3 separate regions of the Mus musculus genome follow, and all the other regions are linked to region 3. A link is a loop called in an ENCODE intact Hi-C map of the cell type or tissue named here. Cell type or tissue: left cerebral cortex. All regions are shown on one strand. Links, peaks and the distances in the headings refer to the core of each region. The heading gives the core; the rest is flanking DNA.

Evidence for each region. Peaks named below come from ENCODE experiments on the same cell type or tissue, not always from the same donor. Only the 100,000 strongest peaks of a DNase experiment are listed, where the experiment ranks them.
Region 1: it touches region 3 in a loop (10-fold over the local background); 2 of 42 quality-filtered maps call a loop at or near these places.
Region 2: it touches region 3 in a loop (2.9-fold over the local background); 2 of 42 quality-filtered maps call a loop at or near these places.

Annotation. Positions count from the first base shown.
Region 1 is chr1:171,772,880-171,778,958 of GRCm38, forward strand. Slamf1 (signaling lymphocytic activation molecule family member 1) reads left to right here. Exons shown (of 7, transcript NM_013730.4): 2 at 1,904-2,245; 3 at 4,203-4,499. Among named protein-coding and RNA genes, the nearest start is that of Slamf1, 8.8 kb to the left of the region's middle. In left cerebral cortex, for the core only: no CTCF peak of the experiment used is centred there; DNase peaks (open chromatin) are centred at 730, 1,038, 2,189, 3,110 and 1 more place; H3K27ac peaks cover 1,885 bases.
Region 2 is chr1:171,785,745-171,791,823 of GRCm38, forward strand. It overlaps Slamf1 (signaling lymphocytic activation molecule family member 1), which reads left to right. Exons shown (of 7, transcript NM_013730.4): 4 at 2,196-2,291. Among named protein-coding and RNA genes, the nearest start is that of Slamf1, 22 kb to the left of the region's middle. In left cerebral cortex, for the core only: a CTCF peak has its summit at 2,225; DNase peaks (open chromatin) are centred at 2,877, 3,359, 5,180 and 5,277; H3K27ac peaks cover 3,012 bases.
Region 3 is chr1:171,711,332-171,717,410 of GRCm38, forward strand. Tma7-ps (translational machinery associated 7 homolog (S. cerevisiae), pseudogene) reads left to right here. Exons shown (of 1, transcript NM_001372440.1): 1 at 1-198. Among named protein-coding and RNA genes, the nearest start is that of Tma7-ps, 3.3 kb to the left of the region's middle. In left cerebral cortex, for the core only: a CTCF peak has its summit at 2,857 (motif pointing left); DNase peaks (open chromatin) are centred at 2,603 and 4,271; H3K27ac peaks cover 237 bases.

The DNA of each region.
Region 1 (6,079 bases), core at 308-5,307, 61 kb after region 3:
GGCTAGAACGCCCAGGAAGATTAAAAACAATAGAAAGAAAAACCTAAATCAGACATGGTTTAAAGGATCACTGTGTCCGAGGTATAAAGGCTGGGAGATTAGCTGGCAGAGTGGTAGCAGCTAGGCCTGTGGTGACGGTGTCAGGAAGGAATAGGTGGCAAGGACTTCTGTGTTGGATCAACTTGAGAATTAGAGCCAGCAGGATTTTCTGTCAAGACTAAATGTGGAGTAGGAGAAAGGACAGGTTCAAGGGTCCTCCAGTGTTCTTGGCCTGAGAAACTGGATGATCTGTCATGCCTGAGCAGAGTTCTTTGCTAACGTTGGACGCTATTTAAACTTCCAAGTGCCCATCTATGTAGGTGGTGGAGTCTACAGTGAAAGGATTAGCGATGGTCTACAACTGTAAATATTGCAGTTATGTCACACTGTGGAGCTAAATGAGAAATGAGGTGTAGATAAGGAAAAGAAGGAAACCTGAGCCCGACCATGCTCTGATACTTAGAGATCTCAAAGAACACAAGTTTCCCCTAAGGAAACTAAGAACGATAAAAGAAGAAAAACAAAAAAGCAAGTCATGGAAGTGTAGTATCTTGGGGACCAAATGCAGACCATGTTTAACAGAGGGGTGATGAACTACACCATGGGTTCCTGAGAAACACGCAAGGCAACGATGGAGAATTAACAGACTTGGCTCAGTGTGACAGACTGACAAGCGTGATCCTATGAGAATTTGGAAGAAGAGTTGTCTGGAGTGGATACAGGGAAAATTGGGTCAGGAAGTAAACGCAGAAAACATAAATAGATGTGCAAGAACCTTCCAAAAAGAAAATGAAAATAACCAAGTGACTAAGGATAGACCTGGGGTGGGAGGAGAATTTCTCTCTCTCTCTCTCTCTCTCTCTCTCTCTCTCTCTCTCTCTCTCTCTCTCTCTCTCTCTCTCTCAGATAAGGGCAATTAACTGTTTGTATGTATGTGTGTGTTGGTGGAAGAATTCCAGGAGGCATCGGTAGTGCAGGGCTTGGCTCCGGAGGCAAAGCCTGAAAGCCTGAGAGTACTTCTCTAGGGAAGATACTAGTCTTGGATGGGAGCACGGGTCAGTCCTCCAGGTAGATTGGCTGGTTGGGATCTCCATAGATTGAAATCTGCTTTTGGTTTCTTCTCTATTTTTTTCTTTTCAGTGAATCAGAAAGGGAGGCAACCCCTGGGAGAGGAGGCAGGAGGGTTCAGGGTTAGGCTGCGGCTTTGAAAGAAGCAGAGGTATTAAATGCTCAGCACTAGAATCCCTGAGAGTGGTTTGAAAGAGCTTTGAGTTTTCGTTGGGGTTTTCCCCCCCTGTTCTTGTTGGTTCAGCATTTTTAAACAAGGGAAACAAAATAATCTCTTGTCCTTACCATTATTAACAATCGGGGATTGTTGGAGAAGCAAGATTCCAGTTTGGGCACAAAGAGCATCTCCGTCCTAGTTCTCACAGGCCTCAGACCCTTCTCTGCTTCTTCTCACCTGACTTGATGCTTCCAGGCTCCTCCTCACTGTCACTGCTCTTCACCCTGCATATTGAACCTTGGCAGAGAATTTACAGCCTAAGGTTCCAGTCTCTGACTCTGGCGCTCACTACTGTCACTTTAAGGAAGTCACTCACTTTACCTCTGTTGTCTGTGCCTTCGCTGTTCAGTCCGAGTTGAGAGAACCCTGGTATTCATGATTTGAGGATTTCCACTGGATGCTCTGAGATACTGAAGTTTACAGTTAGGATCCTAGTGGGAATCCTGGTAGACCACCACCTGACAATATGATATCGTTCAGGAAGTAAGCAGAGTCTCAGTCTGTCTTTCTCTATCCTCAACATAACAAATGTCTCCAGATCTTCCATCATAAGTAATTGTCTTCCCGTCCTTCCCTCAGGTGGAGGTGTGATGGATTGCCCAGTGATTCTCCAGAAGCTGGGACAGGACACGTGGCTGCCCCTGACGAATGAACATCAGATAAATAAGAGCGTGAACAAAAGTGTCCGCATCCTCGTCACCATGGCGACGTCCCCAGGAAGCAAATCCAACAAGAAAATTGTGTCTTTTGATCTCTCTAAAGGGAGCTATCCAGATCACCTGGAGGATGGCTACCACTTTCAATCAAAAAACCTGAGCCTGAAGATCCTCGGGAACAGGCGGGAGAGTGAAGGATGGTACTTGGTGAGCGTGGAGGAGAACGTTTCTGTTCAGCAATTCTGCAAGCAGCTGAAGCTTTATGGTAAAAATGGGAATTTTTGTACTTAGCACAGGAGGGCCTAGAAGGTTCTCAGTCCCAGAGTTCAGGCCGTTCCCAGAAGTAGGATGTCTGGAATTGGAAGCAACTTGAAAGATCTGGTCTAACAGGTATTTAAGTTTAAGGGAAGCACTTTGACAAACAGACCTTTATGGCTTTTTCTTCCCATTGGTGGAAGCTGATTTGATTCCTGTTTTGAAAGAGAGGGAGCCTGCTGTGTGGAGGCCAAAGGACTAGCTTAGTTTGCATATTATTTTTTTAAATAAAAATACACACAGACACACACACACACACACATATTTATTTATCAAGCTTGACTTTTACAAAGTTTGACTACAACTGAACAGACCCACCTCCTCTTTCATTTGCCAGGGAGCCAGACTCCAGTGGCAAGCGATTTCACATGTGCTTGCTCACACATATGTGGGATGTTTGCTACAGCAGAGGTTCTGAGGGTAAAGAGAGCTGATAGTACACCCACAGGCACTTCACCAAGTCCCAGAGCCTTGGGGGGGGTAGGGGTTCCACCTACACTGCGAAAGAAACACCTCTCTTCTCACTTGAACCAGGATCTGCTTACATAGTTATTTAGTTGTGGACCGGTAGAACCTACATTTTGGCTGAATACAGGACTTGTCTGAGCCCCTTTAACCTCCACTCCTGTCCTTGAAGACACCTACAGTTCCTACCCCTTAGGCCCTGAGGCCTGTCTGCTTTCCAAGGCTTCCTGACAGCTGTGTGGAGACTTCTTTCAAAAGGATGTTTTACATCTCCAAGGATGGGATGGGAGTTCACAGCCAGCATATTATTGGAAGCTGTAGCTTTCTAGGAGAGAAAGAAGAACATCTTGGCTCTCTCCTGCCCCAGCACGTTCCTCCAGCAAACAGAGAATGCAGAGCTCCCATAGCCATCTGCTGAGTGTGCGTGGAGGCTGCACATCATGTGTTTTTTAAATAACGTAAATATTATATAATCTGTCCTTTTGTTCTTATGAGTTTACTGAGTTCGTCACACCTTATATAATCAGCTGGGTGTGTTGGGAAGTGCTGTCTCTACAACCAGGATTTTCTTTGAGGAAAGAGAGAGAGACAGAGAGAGACAAAAAGAGAGAGACAGAGGCTGATTTCTGAATCAGACTAAGGTATTTATCTCAGCCTGGCCACTTAGAAGTTACATAGTCATTCAAGTCATGCTGTTTCTCTGAAGACTCAGTTTTCTCACCTACAAAATGGGAATAATTATTTTTAGTTGTAATAGTTGAGAGAAGTAATACCAGTGATGTGCTGATTCTGTAGTAGTTGAGTTAAACATATAAACGGCTCCTCCCTTTTTACCTTGCCTGTCTCATGGCATTGGAATTGTATGATTGATAGGACTTGTAGCTAAGATTAAAAACCCTACCACTGCTTTAGACCCAGAAAGCCCGTGCCTCCCCCCACCCCATGCACATGCAGGCAGGCATGCACATGCACGCGCGCACGTGTGCACACACACACAAGCACACACTCGAGTACACACACATACACACAGGCACGCGTGCATACACGCACACACATGCCTGATGAAAGGCGACCATTGGAAGCTCGTGCTTCTAGCTCACTGTCTAGGATGTTGTACTTACTCATAAGCCAGTCAAAACCTATCTTATTCCTGATAGAATGAGGCAGAGCAATCTAGACGGTGAACACCAGGAGAGGCATGCAGTATCCTGACAGTATTAGCAGAAGGGAACTATCAGCCAGATGAGTCTCTGTTCTATCAAAAGAGGCTTCTAGAACGAGCAGCACGGGCTGAGGGATGATCTGTGCAGCGACAACTCACACTTAATGTTTCTAGGGAGGGGAAAGTGACATTTGGCTAGACTTTCTTTGCACAAATAAGTCAGCCAACAGTTCCGGGACCTTTGTTTCAGTGATGGTTCCCTTGTTCCTCCTCCCGACAGAACAGGTCTCCCCTCCAGAGATTAAAGTGCTAAACAAAACCCAGGAGAACGAGAATGGGACCTGCAGCTTGCTGTTGGCCTGCACAGTGAAGAAAGGGGACCATGTGACTTACAGCTGGAGTGATGAGGCAGGCACCCACCTGCTGAGCCGAGCCAACCGCTCCCACCTCCTGCACATCACTCTTAGCAACCAGCATCAAGACAGCATCTACAACTGCACCGCAAGCAACCCTGTCAGCAGTATCTCTAGGACCTTCAACCTATCATCGCAAGCATGCAAGCAGGAATCCTCCTCAGGTGATCACTGGGTTACCTCATCAATGGCAAATCCACTGCTAACTAGTCCTATAGCTCTGCTTCAACAGCTAAGCCTTGCCCATGATATTTCATGTTGACTTTATATTGTCAAAGCCTCCAGGTACATTCAACAAGGGTGCTTCCATGTTGGCCCTAGGTGGCATTTTATTACATTTGATTCACAGATAAGGAACAAACAGGGAAGGAGGGGGGACCCAGAATCTGAGCCAGACTCAGGTCTCCAAGGGCAAGACGAGAGTGCCTTGGGTCCAGTGTTCAAGGATATGTAGGAAAGGGACTGCAGGTTGCAGGTCCTAAGTCCTACATCCATGCTCGGTTATGATGAGCTAGTCCTTTGCCATCAGTACATACTTCCCTATTGGTGTTCTGGACTGTCAATAAGTACTTATGCTGCAAGAGAGGGGAGTCTGATCTCTGCACCTCAGCAATGCATTGTAAATATAAGATATGAGACCTTCACTCAATAATGATGTACAGGCTATAAGGGAGGGGCTCATGCTATGAATGGACTGTGAATCTTAGAGCCAGTTAGAGGACCGGAGAAATCAGAGTGATACTGGCAAGGCCTCGTTGGTTCACAATAAATTTGCCAGGCAGGCGCTTATACCAGCTTCATTTTACAGATGAGGAACTTGAAGTTCACAGAACTTAAGTATCTCTTCAAGCTTCTTCAATTTCAACTAATGGAATGAATACCTAAACTTAAATAGGTTTTAAGTAGGTTTTCTCCTTTCCGGGGTAGAAAGCATTGTTGCTCTGTTAGAGGAAAATGCTGATTACATAAGCCAGTCTAACCACAAAGATACAGAATAGACCACTGCTCTCTTGTGCCAGGCTGTGTGATTCTGTACAAGAAGGTTCAGGGAGAGCCCCAAAAGGCATTTCTTACACCCTGACCTTGTCCTTTCTGGGGAATGGAGCAAGAATCACCCCAAGGAGACTCCAACCGGAATAGCTAATTCCATGGGGATGGGTGGGGAGAGAGGAGCGGGGACTGTAGCTACAGTATGTGTTCATCATAGCACTTCCTGTGACAGAGATTTCCCACCGCCTCCCTCCCCCAGAAGACTCTCAGATAGGAAATACCCCTCCTGTACCCCAGAATATTCCTTTGAATTCTGTCATGAACCTAATGTGGCCATGTCATGGAAATAGTCAATCATCTCTCTACTTTCTAAATGTGGCCCACAGACCTTGTGTAGGCTCTTCTATCCAGGCCCCCGCTGCCCACAGTCATTCAGAGCATCCTGGCAAAACCAAGCAAACAGTGCTGTAGAGTGGGAAGCTTCCAGAATATGATCCTAGGGGTCTCTTTCTAATTACAGTCATGAAAAAGCTCAGCTTTCTTGGAGACATTTATTCTTCATCGATAACAGACAGCAGACAGGCTTTGATTGTTCCCTACATACTACCTGCATGTCCAGTACATCACCAACCCTCACAGAAATCAAATACTATAGTTAGTATGAACATCTTCATACTATGAATGAAGTAAAGAAAACCAATGAAAGGCTTGAGTGAGATCGTACACAGAGCCAGTGGGAGAACCTAGCTCTCTG
Region 2 (6,079 bases), core at 339-5,338, 74 kb after region 3:
CCTCAGCCTGTGCTGTTGTCTATGAATAGGTGATTAGTATGGCTGCCAGCAGGAGACCTGAGGAGGCAAGAAAGGTGGATTTGGCAGGCAAGTCTCCATGAAAGCCAGTTGTCTGTTATTTTCCAGTTTTAGAGGCATCACCTTGGTTTTTGGTCTTTTTTTTTTCTGTAAATCTCATATGAAATTCAGAAGAAATATTATTGTTGGGAATGATATAAGTGTTTGAGGTGTTTGTTCTTAAATTAGTGTTTGTTATAGACTTCCTCAAGATACATATATTAGAAGAAAGAGGAACTCAAAATAGGAAGTGATTTGCTGGACCAACACCTACGCTTTGTGCATGAAGCTCAGGCTGTGGTCTCTGCTTCTTACCTTGTACTGGGAAGCTTTCTCTGAGCATCCCTGGTACTGACAGCAATGAATCTGACCCAATTAGACTCATGGTCAGACTTTCATGCATGTACATACACAAAGAGTTCTTAGCCACCATACACTCTTCAGAGTGTCATGCAGATCACACACTGCCTTCCTCATTTTATGTGTTATATGAAGCCAACTCTCTGCTTATCCTTGGTTGTTCATTCATTCATTTATTTGTTTTCAAGGCGGGGGTGGGATGGGTCTTGCGCCACAGCCCTTGAACTTTCAGCCCTCCTATTCGAGCCTTCTGAGTGGCGGGACTGGAGGCATAAGCTGCCAGACCTAGCTTTTCTCCTTTTCTTGAGCAAGACTGTTGCCGTTGGTGTTTGGAAGGGTTAAAACATGGTTTACTTGAGGAAGAGAACTGTCACTGCATTGAGATGCCTTGTGACTAGCTATATGCAGAGCCTAGGAAGAAAAGAACTCTTTCAAGCCCAGAAGAACGCTTCTAGTAGCTTTTGGGCTGGAGCTTTTACCAGATTTCTGTCTATATTTTCATCAGTTCTCCAAATATCCAAATCATGCTTGTAATACACTTAGTTCTTCCTTTCAATTTCTGAATGGGTCCCTCAAAGATTCAACAACCAGGAAGTTTATATTTATATATATTTAGACTTCTGTGAAGGGCGTTTTTAAACCCCCATTTCCTTCACAATCAATTCTATACAGTGCCCCTACATATTAGTGTTAATGCCTGACACGGCATTTGTCTCGCTAGTACCACTGGAGATTAGTGCCATTACTTAGAAAGCTGGTACTTTGAGTGGGCTCACTGCCTGTTCTGAATCTAGGAGTCTCTCTAACTCCCAGGAAGCCTGTCTTGAATATTTGGTCATGTTTCCTCTCCTATTGCCAGCTCTAGCTCTTGACTTTCTTCATGATGTTTCCTTGCTTATAAAATGGAAATAATTCAAGTATTCACCCCTTACAATTGTTCTGATTAAATACATTACAAGATTTGCTATCAAAATCATGTGACTGTAAGTACTTACAGGTGCCCAATTTTATGTTAGTGAGCCATATATCTTGTTGAGACAAAGGCTGGTTTTACAAAGTGGTATACTTGGTTCAAAAGGATTAAGCACAGTGGCTGAAGTAGAGAGAAAGCTACAAAATTTGGCTATGTGATTTCAAACCTCAGTTAGCTTTGCTAATTTAGAATAGGGTAACAATTGCCAGGAAACATTACATGTGTTTCTTTTGGTTTGGGTCTGGTAGGTTCAACATAGTTATTTGCATTGAGAGGCAATAATAGCACTATTGTATTGATTTTTTTTTAAGAAGAAAAGCATATTTCCTCCCCCTCCCTCCGCCCCAGTTGTCTCATGGGAGTAGTTTGGGGCATAGGGACAAGTGCACGGGACCATCATATCCCTTTTACCAAAAATGGGCACATAATACATTAGAGATTTTAAAATGGAGGAGCAGGACAAGAGATTGGCTTAGGAGAGACACCAATATGCTATTTTTAGACAAGGAAAAAGAAAGCATTTTATTTAAAAACATCTTTGTGAAATTAGAAATGGGAGAGACAGGGCTAATAAGTAAAATGATGGTAAGGAGGTAGACATGGAAATCTTAATGCTTTAAAGCCATCTCTAAAGCCATGCAAACAAGCATCTCCCCAGGGAGACAGATACTGAAACAGAGGCTCCCCTCTTTTCCGGGTGGGGTGAGGCTCACTCCCTTCACTTCTGGGTGGAGTATTTTTAAACCCACAGTGCATTTGCTATTGACCTTTAACTGGTTTTTTTGTTTGTTTCTTTGTTTTTCAGAATCGAGTCCATGGATGCAATATACTCTTGTACCACTGGGGGTCGTTATAATCTTCATCCTGGTTTTCACGGCAATAATAATGATGAAAAGACAAGGTAGGCTGTCTTGTAAGAAGGGTCTTCTTACTGGGCTCAACAGTGGTAGGTGGAATAGATTTTATGCAAGCACAGACTCTTGTATACAGACAATAAGATCTTGTATGCTGTCACTCTATTCACAGGCTCAATCTTACTACTTTAGCTTTCTGGCTGGGAGCCCTGTGAAAAAGAATAAGATCCTCTTGAGATCTTGTCCAGTTCAGTGCAATTCTAGTCTCTTGAGATCCTGTACCAGCTTAAAGGAGTCGGTAGAGGAAAGAGCCACAAGTGTCTAATGTAGAAGACATTGTGCAGATAATTTAAACTCAGCACTGAAGTTTGACTTGTGCAGAAGGCTAAAGGAATCAAAACAGGAGGTACAGCACACTGAGATTTACCAGGGAACAGGATTCAGAGGACTCTTAGATCCAGCCATGAAACGTGTCCCCGGGTAGGCTAAAAGCAGCAAGACTGTGATTCTAAGTTTAAGCACTTTGTATTTCTTCCCAGTTATCCTGTGATTCACTATCTCAAGGCCATATGCCCCCTCAGCCTTACTGACTACCACCCATCTTGATCAGAGCATCCTGACTCAGAGGCCCTGGTTGGCCTTCCTTCAATAGAAGGCAGAACATGATGCTCTTCCCTTCTCGTTGCCGAGCAGATGGCTCATGTCATTCTGAAGCCCGTAAATGTCATCCACATACAGTCTTCTTAGAAAAGCCCTTACCTCAGCACCTTGATGTTGGTTTTGCTTATATAAGATGTCGATTGCAGCATAGCCACTTACCTCTATCTCATTTCCTCCAGCGAAAAGTTCGCTGAGGCGGTGGGGGCGGGGTGTGTTATTCAGATAAAAATTCTGTTGAGAGGTAAGGGTTTGGGAGTGGGTCTACTTAGCCTTAGTAGAAAACAGTGAGATAATGTTAAGGCTAAGAAAGCAGATGGAGTTTCCCCTCTAGGCCAGCTAGCGAAGCTATACTGTTTTCCAACACATTCCACACGGTGTTCTGCTCAGCACATGGCTGAACTCTAAGGGAGCAGTACTTCCCTTCCCCCCACACTCTAAAGCCCACTTCCACCCACCATCAAAACACATATCCACCTTTTTCAGGCATCATTATGCCTTGCAAACCTGTGCCAAAATCTACATTCAGTTGCTACGCCCTCCACAAAATATTGCTCAAGGGATTCTGTTGGCAATGTCTAGTGGTATCTGCTCCAAAATGCCTCCTGACTCTGAAGAGTTTTAGGTTGGTTCCCATCTCCAGGGGAATTTATGAGTTAAGAGTGTGGGCATTGGGTAGAGTGCAGTGAGACAAATCCATAGTAACAACTGCTTGCAAGTCTGAGGCAGGATGATCACTCCAACCCATGGGTTCTAGATCAGCCCTGAGCTACATAGTGAGACCCCATCCCCAAATAAGCCAATGAAAACGTGGGGCTTTGGCCTGAGACAGCATTCAAATGCACTTTGCCACCAATGAGCAGGGTAACCAAGCAAACTTCTCACCATCTGCAAAGCAAGGATATTATCCTCTTTGTGGTATTGCTGTGGTGACTGGCACAAACCAATACACAGCAGCACCATAGTGGTTTTCCTGCATGATGCATATGTATACGCATACATCTATAAACAGGCACATCTCTTGATGTGAGCAGGTAAATGTTTAAGTCTTAAGGCTAGCAGAGAACTATGCTGGAAGATTCTAGAAACAGTACTAACAGCGGGTCTAAAGTACTTGAAGCTACAGTCACATAAGACAACTTCTTAGACACACTTTTAATCCCATCACTCAGAAGGCAGAGGTAGGCAGATCTCTTGAGTTTGAAGCCAGCCTGATCTACAGAGTGCGTTCCAGAACAGGTGAGGCTACACAGAGAAACCCTGTCTCAAAAAATAAAAATTAAAAAGAAATATAAAGTCTCTCGTTTTACAACTACAGTATAACAATGCTAGTGCTACCTTTAAGGCTAAGGACTAGGGCTCAGGTCTTTTCCGTAACATCCTAAGACTTAGCTGACTTGGAGCCAAGTTGAGCTGGCTCCTGGAATTCTGTTTCAGAACTGAAAACGAGGAGGATGGAAGAAAGGGTGGGATGGAAGAGACAGAAAGAAAATCTAAATTATCTCGATTCAGTGGTCTTTTTGATCATTTGGGATTGTCCTACCAATTCTATATTTCGAGGAGAGAGCCTGCAAGGTTGAAAGTCACTAAAAACTTGAGTACAGTTTCAATTTGTACCCCTGACTGTACCTAAAGGGGACTGGACAAGTAGGTCTAACTTTGTAAACTCTAGTGGATTTAAAATGAAAGTATATCTTATAGAAATACTTTTTACCCTCCTCCTAGCCCCAACCCTTCTGAGAACCTATGATCCCTATCCTCCCATTCTTACTGTTCCATTCACTGTGTGTCTGCTAACTCTGACTCTCTCTCTCTCTCTCTCTCTCTCTCTCTCTCTCTCTCTCTCTCTCTTTCTCTGTGTCTGTCTCTATGTGGCTCTGTCTTTCTATCCTATCTGTCCCTGTCTGTCTCTTTCTGTATCTTTCTGTATGTGTCTGTCTGTCTGTCTTTCTGTTTCTTTCTATATCTCTCTGTATCTCTCTCTCTCTGTATCTCTCTCTCTCTCATACACACACACACACACACACACACACACACACACACACTATTCACTCATTCACTCATTGAGATTAGAACCATTGAGCATGCTATATCCACAGAGGAAAATCACCCACTGACTTCGCTAGAATTCCTTGAACTTCCCCAGTGACTGCCCATTGTTTCCTCACCAAGAACCACACCCGAGATCAGTTCTTCCACCACACTCACAGCACAAGACTAGGCATTTCTCTTCCAGCCTTCTTGGAGTGTACTTCTTGGAGCTATTCTCTCAGCGATAGGCTCCCAGCTTTTGAAGAGGATAAATTAATCGACTTTAGTAACTTTACTCTAAAAACGATGGCTTCTTCTGGGCTGAGCTTCCATATTCGGCCTAGATTTTGCAACAGTTCCCTGCTAGTCCTCCACAGGTCAGGCCTTCCCACATGCTCGCTAGTGCATGCTGCATGCAAGAGGAGCAGTTCACTGTTAGAAAAACTATACACAGCATGAAAAGCCAAAAAAGAGAAAAACCTATAAAATATAACCAATACTAAAACTGTACCACCCAGTATTTAAACAAATTACTATTAAGTAATAGTATCTCAGTTTCACTGTTCACACAGTTCAAGTACTCGCCTGCCACTTGTGACTATTAGCCTACGCAGAGGGACTATCGGTGTTGTCACAGAAAACACTATATTGCCCAAAGATGGACATACAGGAAGCCTTTTAATTGATTACTTCTGGGAATGAAATGGGGTTGGTTAATGAGGGAGAAGGAGTTATAAGTTATAAACTTATATGTTTCTATCCTACTTGAATCTTTATGGTGAGGAGTTTCTTTGTAACTTAAAATGAAAAATTGAAGTGTTGGCTAAGAACTAAAATGTTTAACAACTCATTAACGTACAGAGACCTCAGGCCTTGAGCTAGTTTTCTATGAGTGTAAGAGTGGCAATGCTGAGTTGTTTTCTGGACACTTCCAAGTGGATCATCTCCCTATGTCACCATCCCACACACACACAGCAAGCTCTCCAGAAATAGATAGAGCTGTGAGTGAAGACAGCTGGAGAATAAAAGCCATGCTATAAATACTAAGCTGTGACCTCAGGAAACCTAGAACCCTCTTAGGAGAACAAATAACACACAGAACTAAAGATTAAAGCAAGGGAATATCACAACAAAGAAATGGCGCCCA
Region 3 (6,079 bases), core at 392-5,391:
TTAAACATCTGGATTCCCTGCCATAGCATCTTTGCCACCTACAGCTAGAATGAAGTGTTATCCTGTGCCCAGTCAAACATCTGGATTCCCTGTCATAACATCTTTGCCATGTAATAGCTAGAATGAAATGTTATCCTGAAGCCTGTTGTACATTGTAATAAACTTTTGTAAAAAAAAAAATGAATAAAGTAAATAATGCAATGAAAAAAAAAAAAACCCAAATACTACTGGTTTCAAGGGGGGGAAAAAAACTAATGATAAGATGACTCCTAAGGATATTCTGCTATACTCATAGATCAGTTCCTTATTTAGTCATCCTTAGAAAAGCTTCCTCTGGAAGCAAACTAGAACAGAAATAGAGATAGCCAGAGAGGAGAGGAGAGGGGAGGCAGAGGAAAGGGAGAGGGGAGGGAGAGGAATTTTACTTGGTGTTTTTCTTTGCCACTTTCAATAGTCTTTATTTGTTCTCTTTGTATAGTGTTTTGATTATTATGTATAGAAAGGGATTTTCTTTTCTGTTCTAATCTTTTTCGTGTTCTCTACACTTCTTGTACTTTGATGTACATCTTTAGGAAAATTTCCTATGATTTTGTTGAAAATAACTTTTGGGCCTTTGAGATGGGTTTCTTTTCCTAACTCTATTCCCATTATTCTTAGATTTGATCATAGTGTCCCGGGTCTCTTGAATATTTGGTGAAGTGGAAACTTCTAGTTTCTTTGGAAATTTAGTAGGTGAAATATGTTTTGCTGGGGCACACAGGTGAAAGGATTCTTGCTAAAGCAGACAGGTACGTGAAAGGACACTTGATGAAGGAATATAAATATGACCCCACAGACAGTGGGAGACAAGCACTGAGCATTGGTTTGGTTTGCTCCACCTCACTGTTCTTTACGCTGACATTGAGAGAAGCTTATCCGAGAACTGCTCGTGAGGTTCCTGTAGCAGTCTGCTGCTTCTGCGGCCTCACCTCAGGCTGGTTGGTGCGCCTAATGGTTCCTTCAGGATTGAACTACAACGGCTGGTTCGTGCTGAAAGGACTGGACTGTAGCTGCCAGTTCATGCCTGGTGTCTGCCTGCCTAGAGGACTGGTCTGCAGCTGCTGAGTCGTATTTGGTGTTTGCTATGGGACAGAACTGCTGTCCAAGAAGACTGAGCTTGCCTCAAAGAACTATGGCTGAATCGGTCCACTTCTCCCACATCCTAATAACTTTTCTCTTCCACTACCTCTGCTGAGTGGTGGGATAGAGCCCTCCTTATTAAGGATTGAGCCCTTATTAAAAGTAGGTTGCAAAAAAATTATTCTTACAACTTTGTCAAGAGTATTTCCTTTGACTGATATATCCATTTCTATCATATCTTCAACATCTGAGATTCCCTCTTCCATCTCTTGTAATCTGTTGGTTAAGCCTGCCTCTGTAGTTCTTGTTCAAATTGCTAAATGATTCATTTCCAGAATGACCTCAGTTTGGGTTTTCTTGATTGATTCTATTTCCGTTTCTGGGTCTTGAATAGTTTTATCCATTTCCTTCCACTGTCTGTGTCTTCCTTGGTTTCTTTAAAAGGAATTTACTCAGGATCTCTACCTTCTTTCCTTGTGCCTCAGCTATGTTGAAATATTCAGGGCCTGCTGTGATAAGGTTGTTGGAATCCAGTGGAGACACATTGTCCTGGATGTTATTTATTGTATTTTATGCAGGTATCTGGATACCTGGGATTGAGATGATTATAGATTTAGGTGCTGATTTCTGTTTTTTGGTTTGGTTTGGGTTTTTTTGGGGGAGGGGGGTGAATCATTCCTTGATTTCTGTTTCCTTTGTGGATTTTAGGAGAATATAATGGCTGTGTGTTGTCTGATAGGAAGATTTCTGTGGACCTAAAGCTCCCCCAGCCCCAGGACTATTTATTCACTTATTTGCCTACTGATTCACTCCTGAGACTGATCACAAAGATCCAACTACCAAAACACCAAGGTCCAGCAATCAAAATTCATTATTTGGTTACCCCTGGCTAACATGTCCAATCAGGACTTACCAACTCATCTCAACACAGACTTTCCCCTTTTCTCTTCAAAAACCACTCCTGCAAAAACACCTGCTGATGTCTTTGCTGGTCCAGAGGCAGCCCCCACCTTCATCCCTCCTCCAGGGTGATAAATCTCCTTTGTACTGACAATTTGTCTGTGTGTGTTCTGTGCTGACTCTGGGATCTTCGCTTCCCTTTTCTACACACTTGATTGTCAAAGTCTGTGCTACTTGCTCACCAAACTATGTTATTTTTTCTTTAGTCATCAGAAAAATGTCTTTTTTTTTCCTTTGCATCAGCTTTAGTCATGTGGTTGCTTCTAATCAACAAAAAATGTGACATTGATGTGGCAGTCTGGGAAACAGAATGACATAATGCAAGGAACAGGTTGGTTGGAGAGCACCTACCTCATCTACACCGCAAATACAAGCAAGAAAACTTGGACTTTGTTTGGTACCAGAAGTTGGCATATACTGCTCAAGATAGCTGCTCTCTCCCCCTCAGCCCAGCCCACAGTTCCTTCCCAACCTCAGATCTCAGCAGACTGACTTCTTCAATTGGATTATCCCAGCCTCCTTAAGGCAGCAGATGGCCTCCTTCAATTGGGCTAACTCAGCCTCCTGTCTAGATGTAGCACCCTTTTCTCACCCCCAGTTTTCCTGATGGGAGAGGAGGAATGGAATGACAAGGCACACTTTGGGGAAAATGGTAATGAGAACAGAAGTGCCTTTTTATATCACAAATGAGCATGTGCCTCAGATGCTCTCTAAGAACTACATCTCTACCCATTCTAATATCTTGGAAATCTGAGGTAGATTTGTACCTTAGATGGCCCAGATCACAAGCATCAGCCCTTGCCTGCCCTCTCCTGGGCTCATCCTATACAGGATTTCTGATCCTCAATACAAAATAAGAATGTGAGCCTCTTGTTTAAAATGCAGGGAAAAGGTACCATTTAAAGTCTAAATTACAAAATGTTCCTTTTATTCTGCAGTTTATACTTGAGATATTTTTACATTCCCTACTTAATATAGTTATCAATAAAACATTAAATTTTAAATCTATCATAAATTTTACTGTGTATATCATAATGCTGGTTTTAAATGTAAACAGAAGAACATCTAGTTTATTCATGAAATCATTTAAATTACTGGTTTATATTTTCTAGTTTATATATACATTTGTGTTTTACAATAAAATTGTAAATGTTAACCAAAACCAAAACGAAACGCCCCTCAAATTGCTACCTCCCAAAGCCCACTACACTTTATACATAATAATCAATAAAGGCACGTGGTTTCTAGAATGGGGTTGATTTAACCTCACTTGATCATAAATGTACTTACTCCCTTATACTGTGAGCCCACTAGAATGCTGTGTACAGGGGATGGATACTGTATAATGTGAATGAGACAACACCTTTCATGTATTTCTTCCTCTAAAATGCATGCTCTACTATCCTAATGAATGAATATGTGTCAACACACACACACACACACACACACACACACACACACACACACACACACACACACACACGTAAGTTGAAATGATTGGGAACTTACAGGGGACAGCAACAGAGCACTAACTCAAGTGCAGCATTCCTCTGAACATGAGGTCGTATCTGACATGCTCATTATAGGCTCTCATGCATAGCAACAATGCAGGAGGTACCTCATGGACACAGGTGTATTGTCCTCATTAGCAACTGTCAAACTGACATGGGGGGGGGGGCAGCCCAGGGGTGAGGTTCTTCTTTCTTTTCAGTTCTTCTTGAGGCAGCGGAGGGGGAAGAGCATAGGCGGAGGGTAAGACGGAGGGTAAGACTGTCTTACAAGAAACTTAGGGTTGCTATGTAATAAAAGGTTTACTTATCTAAGTCTAAGTCACTATGCTGTTGTAGCTGACCTGCCTTCTGTCTTCCTCTGAGGCCAGAAACTGCAGTCTCAGGCACTTAGCACCCCATCCTAAAACAGCACATTAAGTAAAGGATTCATTGCTAGAGCCTTTTCCCTATTGTCCAGATGCCTCTTGCTTCTTGGGCTAGGGTGGAAGTTTGGAGCAATAAACTTCTATTGAACCAGGAGAAGAGAATAACACTCGCAGAAGGAAAGAGTTTTACATACACGAACATGCATAATCTTACATAAATTCATATTCAGCTTCATTCATGCTCATTTATTCATTTATACATTTCCATTCAAACTTAGTTGGGCCCAGCTTGCATGCATTCTCACAATTACATACTTACACATCCATACTTACATATGCATATGGAGCAAAAGACCAAAATAGACCAAGCACCAGTGCAGAAAGAACTCATTCATTCTAGATGAAAAATGAGCTTCAGTTTCTATTACATAGAGAAAAAAGGCTTCTACCCTTTTAATGCTAAATGAATTAAACCCATGTTTGTAAGAAAAAAAGCTTTGTTTCTTTTAATAAGAATAAGTCTGCCTTGTCCTTTCCATGGGACCTGTTCTGTCCATGATAAGGAGAAGCCTGCCTGCTCCTTCTGCTCTCTGCAGCATCTTCTTTTTTTTTCCCTCTTTCCCTCTGCATTCTGCACATTGCTTTCTTAGTATTTTATGTTACCTATAGTTTCTAAGTTATTCCACTCTGCATTCTCCTTCTAATCTAAAAAGTATCCTGTCTAAAACTTCTCCTCAGTTCAGTTCCTCTCTCAGCTCAGTTCTTCTCACCTCCATTCCTCTCACCTCAGTCCCTCAGTTCTTTGTCCTCAGTCCTTAAACATCTTTCAGAATACATGATCACATGTTAAAAAGTTCACACACAAAATCAAATCATAAATTGAAATAGAAGTTTACAACAGAGAATGTTTACATGCATATCCATTAGGAGTGATTATCTAGCTAAACATCGATCACCTGTCTCAGTTCCACAGGTTCACTGAAGGTTTAAAACCATAACTAAGTTATAAAGTGAAGTTTTGTATAGATAAACCCAGTTGATATTTTATCTTCTGTCCTAGCACCTATAATAAATCATTAGTCCCCCCTTTATGACCTTTGGTTAATTGTTTTACAACCTCTTGGAATGTGCTCTAAATAGAAGGAAGTCTGGCTACTATCTAAGAGCAATTAACTGGTGACACTTGAAAGACTGGCAGAGTTCTTATCACAGTTTTGACTATCAGAAAAAGATCTAATAGTAGCCCCACTATAAATAAGCTTAATAATCACTGAAATAATTTTAGGAATTCTTACAGGATCATTATAAAGACTTAAGTCATCTATTTGTCTATATAGCATCACCATAAGATAGTACATCTTCATGGATCTGCAGAGATCTGCTCCAAAGGGGTATGCTATTACTTAGTTATTATTATATATGTTGAATAATAACAGGAAAAGCATATTAATAGCAGGAATCTTTCCTAAAGTGAATCCCTTACAGCCTTGCTCAATAAGGGCACACCTGTCGCAGATTATATAATAATCCAAAGCAGGCCATTTCAGGAAGATCACCTGCTAGTTATTAGCTTGTCCCATTATGGTTCCTGACACTGATACAACCAAGAATCTCACCTGAAAGGGAGTCTAAGTTGAGAAATTGTCTTTATCAGGCTGGCCTGTGGTCTTGCTTGTGAGAGACTGTTTTTCTTGACAATTGATGAGGGTGGGCCCAGCCCACTGTGACAGTACAATTCCTTTTTTTTTAAATTAGGTATTTTCTTCACTTACATTTCCAATAGTCCCCCACTCCCTTACCCACCCACTCCCACTTCCTAGCCCTGGCGTTCCCATGTATTGAGGCATATAAAGTTTGCAAGATCAATGGGCCTCTCTTTCCAATGATGGCCGACTAGGCCAACTTCTGATACATATGCAGCTGGAGACACAAGCTCTGGGGGGTACTGGTCAGTTCATATTGTTGTTCCACCTATAGGGTTGCAGACCCCTTTAGCTCCTTGGGTACTTTCTCTAGCTCCTCCATTGGGGGCCCTGTGATCCATTCAATAGCTGACTGTGAGCTTCCACTTCTGTGTTTGCAAGGCCCCGGTATAGCCTCACAAGAGACAGCTATAACTGGGTC